Regions from separate parts of the Homo sapiens genome. Here all the other regions are linked to region 1. Evidence: chromatin loops called from intact Hi-C (ENCODE). Cell type or tissue: B cell. All regions are shown on one strand. Region 1 overlaps AKAP7 (A-kinase anchoring protein 7). Region 2 overlaps MED23 (mediator complex subunit 23). Region 3 has its middle 2.5 kb from the start of AKAP7.

The links. Hi-C counts contacts between places; a loop is a spot of excess contacts. Peaks named below come from ENCODE experiments on the same cell type or tissue, not always from the same donor. Only the 100,000 strongest peaks of a DNase experiment are listed, where the experiment ranks them.
Region 2: it touches region 1 in a loop (21-fold over the local background); 6 of 110 quality-filtered maps call a loop at or near these places.
Region 3: it touches region 1 in a loop (5-fold over the local background); 5 of 110 quality-filtered maps call a loop at or near these places.

What each region holds. Positions count from the first base shown.
Region 1 is chr6:131,198,338-131,200,837 of GRCh38, reverse strand. It overlaps AKAP7 (A-kinase anchoring protein 7), which reads right to left. Exons shown (of 8, transcript NM_016377.4): 6 at 1,265-1,377. Among named protein-coding and RNA genes, the nearest start is that of AKAP7, 64 kb to the right of the region's middle. RefSeq lists enhancers at 699-798, 849-898. In B cell, CTCF peaks have their summits at 797 and 1,006 (motif pointing left); a DNase peak (open chromatin) is centred at 937; H3K4me3 peaks cover 2,461 bases; H3K27ac peaks cover 2,500 bases.
Region 2 is chr6:131,596,354-131,598,853 of GRCh38, reverse strand. It overlaps MED23 (mediator complex subunit 23), which reads left to right. Exons shown (of 29, transcript NM_004830.4): 19 at 93-298; 20 at 387-567; 21 at 2,166-2,336. Among named protein-coding and RNA genes, the nearest start is that of ARG1, 24 kb to the right of the region's middle. In B cell, CTCF peaks have their summits at 1,041 and 1,245 (motif pointing right); no DNase peak of the experiment used is centred here.
Region 3 is chr6:131,131,738-131,134,237 of GRCh38, reverse strand. It overlaps a transcript of AKAP7 not described here. Among named protein-coding and RNA genes, the nearest start is that of AKAP7, 2.5 kb to the left of the region's middle. In B cell, no CTCF peak of the experiment used is centred here; no DNase peak of the experiment used is centred here.

The sequences.
Region 1 (2,500 bases):
CAAGAAAGATAACCAGTAAAGAATCAAACTGTCAGTCTACAAGTTTTGTAAATTGTTGTCATCCCATATTTCAAAATCTATCATTTACACCAATTATTTTTACCTAACATACCTAATATGATACTGGAATGATACCTAATATGGATATTACTAAATTTGTGGCAATGTAATCCAAAAAACCATGCAAGATATCTTTCTGAGATTTTCAGCAATAGTTTGTAGAAAACTCTTAACTATAGGATGGTGAGTCACCCAAACCCATGATTTAAAGGGCCCAAAAGACTTTTCTGAGGACAGAGACATTAAATACAAAATGTGGCAAATTTAGAAAAAAAAAATTCTACTTACTACTACACATGGCCTTCATTTCTAGAGCTGCAAATCAGTCTTAACTGCAGCAAAGGGTCATGGAGAGCAGGGAGCGGATATTAATCTGCATGCCCATCTCCAAAACTCTGGTATATGAGAGCAGGCCATCAGATGTCTGAATTTGCATGAGGAACCCCCTAGGCTGAAATAGGAAACAAAATGAAGGGTGGCCTTAGGATTTTAGGAGAAATGCTCATGAACCTAGACGGAAGTCAAAAGTTGCTCCGACTTCTGCGGGAAGAAGGGGTGGCCTATAAAGGCAGTAAGTCACCCTGAGACAGGGGAAGTCAAAAGACTTGTCACTTGGATTGTGCCACTGGGTTGACCATCCTTAGGGAGAAGTACTTTAAAGTACCTCCAGGAAAGGGGGTCCCTCAGTTACCCTCATGCCCAGTCCCCGGTATACCTGGTTCCAAGGCCTTAATTGAGGCAACTGCTGAAAGATGGTCTTTTGGAAACCTTGAAGAGCGACAGGAAGAGGGGTAAAAAAAGCTTACCCAGTTGCGGTGAGCAGCACCAGCGTAACAGGCCAGCAGAGGAAGCTTTGAGAGCAACAGGATGCAAATAACCACAAGCAAGAATAGCAGCAAAAGTGAACTCTGGCACCACCTCGAGGCTCTTCAGGGGATGAAGCAGGTGAGGCAACAGTGGTAGAAATAAATGATGGCCAGACTATGCAAGAACAGCCATCGTGGCAAAGGCAGGCAAAGCTGAAATAGCCTCCATGGAAGGCCAGGAGCATCCTCAGCACCCCTGGGAATTGGAACCAACCTGACTTGGAAACCCAGAAGCAAGAGTAGTGTCAGAGACCACAGCAATGTCACTCGTGCTCCAGACCATGCTTATGGCTGGTGTGGCCTGGTAAAACAGGCTTGCAATAAGAACATGCACTCACATTCTTACGGAGCCACGGTGATTTTGACAACTTCATGAAGGTCAAATGAGGTTTAAAACTTCTGCTCTCTCCTACCAGGATGCCTTTTTCTTGAAATGTCCTATTTGCAGTCTCTGAAGAAAATAAAGAGAAACAAAGAAATGCTACTACAGTATTTTCAGTTCTTTTTAACTGTAAAAAAAAATACCAGTTCAAACAATCACTAATTATTTTACAGTGAAGATTACTTTATACACCTGCTTCAGATATTTTCTTTAAAAGAGAGAAAAAATCTACAATGTGTATGATAACAAATGCTATATGACAGTTAAATGTCCAGTGATTTCACACCTGTGGTAAAGCACACAAAAGCAATAATTTGAAAGGGATATCTAATAAACAGAATAACTGCTGGGCTGACATGATGCTGATTTTCACAGAACATTCCAGTGGTTTCCCTGAGTATAAAAAAGGACTAGCTTATCTGAAACCCTTCATATCTCAAACTTCTGCTTCCAAGATGAAGTAGCAGAAACCTTCCCTGAGCAATGAGAAACGAACAAGGTAAGCCCTTTGATTATTCCAGCTTACATCTTTGAATGCCCAAGGTCTTGTGTAAGGAGATGAAACAGATAGAGTCCAGCCCTTTCCTGGATTGAGGCAAAGGAGCTGAAAGGGACAGAATACTTGAGAAGTAAGACTTGTACCAAGAAAATTCCAGAGCTCTTCAAAGGGTTCCCCTAGAATATTCTGCTGAGTCCTGATCAGTGCATGTGTGCAAGGAAACTACCAGAGGCTGGGGAAAAACACATTCAAAAGGATTAGAGGGAAGAGTGTCTAGTACTTTAACAAGAAAAGGTGAGCCCTTTGATTGTCCCAGCTTATATCCTTGAGTGTCCAAGGCCTTCTATAAGTAGGAGAAACCCAGATGGAGCCCAGGAATACTGTTCCATTAGCCAGACTGGAAAACCCCAAGATTCATGAGACATTAGGTAAAAAGAACAGTCTTGCCTCAGTAGTGGGGAATAATTAACTCTGGACTGGTACTCTTTTAGTACCACCTAGGAAATCTTAGAAGCAAGGCCCAAAACAAACAAAAAAACAAACAAAAAACTATTTCCAAGTAACTTAATTGTGTACCAGAACAATGCCCAAGGATATTTATAGAAATACAAAACAATTCAGCATCCAACAAGGTAAACTTCACAATGCCTGGCATCTAATCAAAAACTACTAGGTGTGCAAACTAACTGGTCA
Region 2 (2,500 bases), 400 kb before region 1:
GTCAGAATCAAGTCTAGAACTGGTTTATTAACTCCATATCCAGTGCTCTTTCTACTATAACCAATGAAATAAACTTCTAATCCTCTTTTTAGGCATTCTTCAAACAAAATAATGTGCCTCAGGAAAGCCGTTTTAATCTGAAAAAAAATGTGGAGGAGGAGTATAGGAAGTGGAAGTCAATGAGCAACGAAAACGACATTATTACCCACTTCTCTATGCAGGGCTCCCCTCCTCTCTTTCTTTGTCTTCTCTGGAAAATGCTCTTGGAAACAGATCATATTAATCAGATTGGCTATAGGTAAGTCAAAAACCTAATTTGCATTCCATTTGGCAAATTGTTGTATCCATACAACAATGGAGTTTATGTTTTACTCTCTGCCTTCCAGAGTATTAGAGAGAATTGGAGCCAGGGCCTTGGTAGCCCATGTGAGGACATTTGCAGATTTCCTGGTATATGAGTTTTCTACATCAGCAGGGGGTCAGCAACTCAATAAATGCATTGAAATTCTTAATGACATGGTATGGAAGTATAACATTGTTACACTGGACAGATTAATTCTCTGCCTGGTAAGAATAAATACATTTCTAAGCTTATTCTCTTAGATCAAGATGTATGACTAATATATGTTATGCCAATCTGCTCTATATTGCTTTGAAGGATTTAATGAATTTATACTATATCAAGCATTGCTGTCACTTCCCTAAAGAGCCGGAAATTTTCCAATTTCTGTTTTTGTTTGTTTTTGTTTTTTTGTTTGTTTTTTGAGACAGGGTCTCGCTCTGTCGCCCAGTGCAGTGGCGTGATCATGGCTCACTGCAGCCTCAACCTCCTGGTCTCAAGCAATCTCCTCCTGCCTCAGCCTCCTGAGTAGCTGGGAGTACAGGCATATGCTACCATACCCAGCTAGTTTTTTTTCTTTTTAACTTTTTTATAGAGATGGGGTTTCTCCATGTTGCCCAGGCTGGTCTCGAACTCCTGGGCTGAAGCAATCCTCCCTCTTCAGCTTCCCAAAGTGCTGGGATTACAGGCGTGAGCTACTGCTTCCAGCCCCAATTTCCTTATTCATTCATTTAATAAGTACATATTGAATATCAACTGTGTTCTATGTATAGAAGGTACAGAAGTAAATAAAATAGATGTGGTCCTAGCCTTGTGATACTTTGAAAATATGAGCAATTAGACCCTGAGTTGATTCTCCAAAACTCCCACTAGAGGGAGGAAGTAGCAGTAAGTCACTGTGTTTCTTTACAGAGTGCGAATATAACCATTTCTGTACACTTTGGTAACAAACATTCCCCAAATGTTTTTTTCTTCTCCTGACTTTGATGTCTATTTCCAGCAGAATTTTTTTTTTCTTTTTTTTTTTTTTTTTTTTTTGATATGGAGTCTTTCTCTGTCGCCCAGGCTGGAGTGCAGTGGCGTGATGTTGGCTCACTGCAAGCTCTGCCTTCCGGGTTCACGCCATTATCCTGCCTCAGCCTCCCAAGTAGCTGGGACTACAGGTGCCCACCACCACACCCGGCTAATTTTTTGTATTTTTAGTAGAGATGGGGTTTCACCGTGTTAGCCAGGATGGGCTCAATCTCCTGACCTCGTGTTCTGCCCGCCTCGGCCTCCGAAAGTTCTGGGATTACAAGTGTGAGCCACCGCGCCTGGCCTTCGGGTAGATTTCTTTAAAAAGATATTGAAGTAGGCTGGAAAATGCTACATTGAAAAAAATTCTATGGCGGTGACATTTGGAGTGGCATAGTTTAACGTTAACCCCTTAGCTGTGGAGCATAGATATAAAAGTAGTTATTATATTTTAGGGGGAATAATGTAAGTCTATAAATCAATAAGATGTCAGGATAAGATGGAGGTGTAGAAAAAATATTTCTAGGAAACAGTGAGAAATCTTATCTGCTTAGGTGATAGCTGTGAAAGATAGATTAAATTTTTAAAAGTAAAGATGGACATCCCAGGCAGAAGGAATGGTAAGCCAGAAATAGGCAAGAAAGGTCATATATGTTTGGGGAATACTGAACAGTTGGTTTGGGATAGACTAGACGTCTAAGGAAATTATAATAGTGAGATTTTACTTTGTTAAAATCTAGGCTTTCAGATGGCCCTCATGATTTTACACAGGTTGAACATTTTCATATAATTTTTCTGTTGTTTTTCAAAGGCCATGCGTAGTCACGAAGGAAATGAAGCCCAGGTTTGTTATTTCATAATTCAGTTGCTGTTACTCAAACCAAACGATTTTAGAAATCGAGTAAGTGACTTTGTGAAGGAAAATTCCCCAGAGCACTGGTTACAGAATGACTGGCACACCAAGCACATGAATTATCACAAGGTACTAGTCCTAATTGGTATTTCAAATAGTCCTTTTAAAGCCATACTTGAGTATTTGATGAAGTGATTTGGCCGTTTTCTCTCTGGTTCTAATGTTTTTTCTCTTGTCTATATAGAAGTAAGTTAGCTCTCTGAACTTCTTCAAGGTTTGAGAGTTTCTATAAT
Region 3 (2,500 bases), 67 kb after region 1:
CACTTTGGGAGGTCAAGGCGAGTGGATCACTTGAGTCCAGGAGTTTGAAACCAGCCTGGGCAACATAGCAAAACCCTGTCTCTACCAAAAATACAAAAATTAACCAGACGTGGTGACCCATGCCTGTAATCCCAGCTACTCCAGAGGCTGAGGTGGGAGGATCGCTGGAGCCCAGGAGGTGGAGGTTGCAGTGAGCTGAGATGATGCCATTGCACTCCAGTGTGGACAACAGAGCCAGATCCTGTCTCAAACAAACAAACAAACAACAAAGCTTTACCACTCACCCATACCAGAAAGAGGAGAATGAGTCTTACCTGCATAACAAACCCATACATTTTCTAGTAACCTTCCCATACTGCAAAAAGGCTAAGCCCCCTTTTCCTTTGTCTAGCCTCTCCACACTTTATCATCGTTAAAATGGTATAGAAGCCCCCAGTTCTAACTGCCTCTTCGGGCTTTTAGTTCTTTCCTGTGAAGCATCTATGTGCATGTGTAATAATCCTTTTCTCGTCTTAATCTGTCTTTTGTCAATTTAATTTACACAGTCCAACCTAGTGAACTAAATGGGCAGGAGAAAGATTTTTCTTCCCCTGTGGTGTGTACCAAGAGATATATGGAAGTTTCATTCTCTTACCTAAGCAGAGGTAACAGCCCAAATGCCACATATTTTTCACCACCAGTATTATGAATACAGAGTCTTATCAACACCTACCATGTGGAGGAACATTTTAATTACCCAAGTCTGAAAAAGGAATTTTTCACAGAGCTTCTTTTAGAAATGACAGGGAGAAAGGGAAGTACAAGGTGAACCTTGGACATCTTCTTGTGCCAAAAAGCAAAGACAAATGGGGACTATCAAAAACACAAGGACTAGCGAGAAACAGCTTTCTTTGAGCAAATGGGAGATAATCTGACATCATAAAAGGATAACACCTGTAATTATTGTAACATACTGAATACAAAATCTATATACCCATAATAATACTCAAAAAATGAGGAAGAAAAACTAGTAGGCCACCATTAAAGGTGACAAGTACGCAATTCCTTAGTCTCCTTACTCTAAAAATTAAAGGGAAAGAAAGATTTACCATGACTTTTTAGAAGTAGTAGTATGGGAAAGCTGCTTTGCACAGAAGAATTTTCAATAATAAATATAGGAGACATAAAATAATTGGAAAATTACCATTTTGCCACCACAACTGATAACTGATTGATGCAAAGATCATCAATATATTCTAAAACCATTACATGAAAGGTTAATGTGGACCGAAATATTTATAAGTTGCCAAAATACTACCCCCCACAAAATACTTGGTAATTGCTCAGGAGAGAACATATTTTTACTCCATGTAAATAAACCTGGTTGTCACCACCTTTATCGTGATTAAACTCAGCATCATTAATGGTGGACAATCTGTGAAAGCTCCTGTGAAAGCTATATCATCACTGCAAGGTAGTCTTGCCATAAATATTTCACCTGAAGCTGCTAAGGCTTTAAATATAATTTTCAGATTTCCAGAAATACAGGAGATAGAGGTACAAGTAAAATAACATGATGAGGAAAGAATCAGACCAATCCAGAATGTGTGACATTCTAGAAAATAATTGGCTCAGGCTTTTCAAAATCTCGGTGGGGTGTTGTGGTCCAGGAACAGTGTGGTAGCTTAAAACTAAACCCTTCCAATCCAGTTGTTTTGGCACTGTGCCAGTGTATATTGTCCTCTGGGGAGAAAAGGGCTGTGTACTAATAGTCAGGGAGGAATGGGCAGAACATACGGAGGGAGAGGGAAGTGTGGACCAGAGGATCCATGCCCTCATGAGTCGTGCTGCAGGTGAACCTTCGTTAAAGCATTGGGCAACCTGGTTCTTTTTTGCTTTCATAAAACAAATTAATACCTATGAATTCATCTTTTTTTTTTTTTTCTGAGACGGAATCTCGCTCTGTCGCCCAGGCTGGAGTGCGGTGGCGCAATCTCGGCTCACTGCAAGCTCCGCCTCCCGGGTTCCCGCCATTCTCCCTGCTCTACTTCCCGAGTAGATGGGACCACAGGCGCCCGCCACCACGCCCGGCTAATTTTTTGTATTTTTTAGTAGAGACGGGGTTTCACTATGTTAGCCAAGATGGTCTCGATCTCCTGACCTCATGATCCGCCCGCCTCGGCCTCCCAAAGTGCTGGGATTACAGTTGTGACCCACCGCGCCTGGCCGAATTTATCTATTTAATTGATTTTCAATATTAACTGGTTCTGTCAATAACCAAACATCCTATAGGGATTTTTAAGATTTTTAAGCCTCTATGTCAGTTTGCCGATTATCTCTAACCTTAACTCATTCTCAGCACCATTTAGCAGTTATTAAATAGAGTTTGTTTCCCACATCAGTACATTGAACTGTCCTACTGCTGTCACAGGGGACCGCAGCTATGGTCAAGATCAGTAGGAACTGTCAGTGACCTCCTTTGGGGAACAGTCCCTGACCCCACCCTTCTACTTGGGTTAGG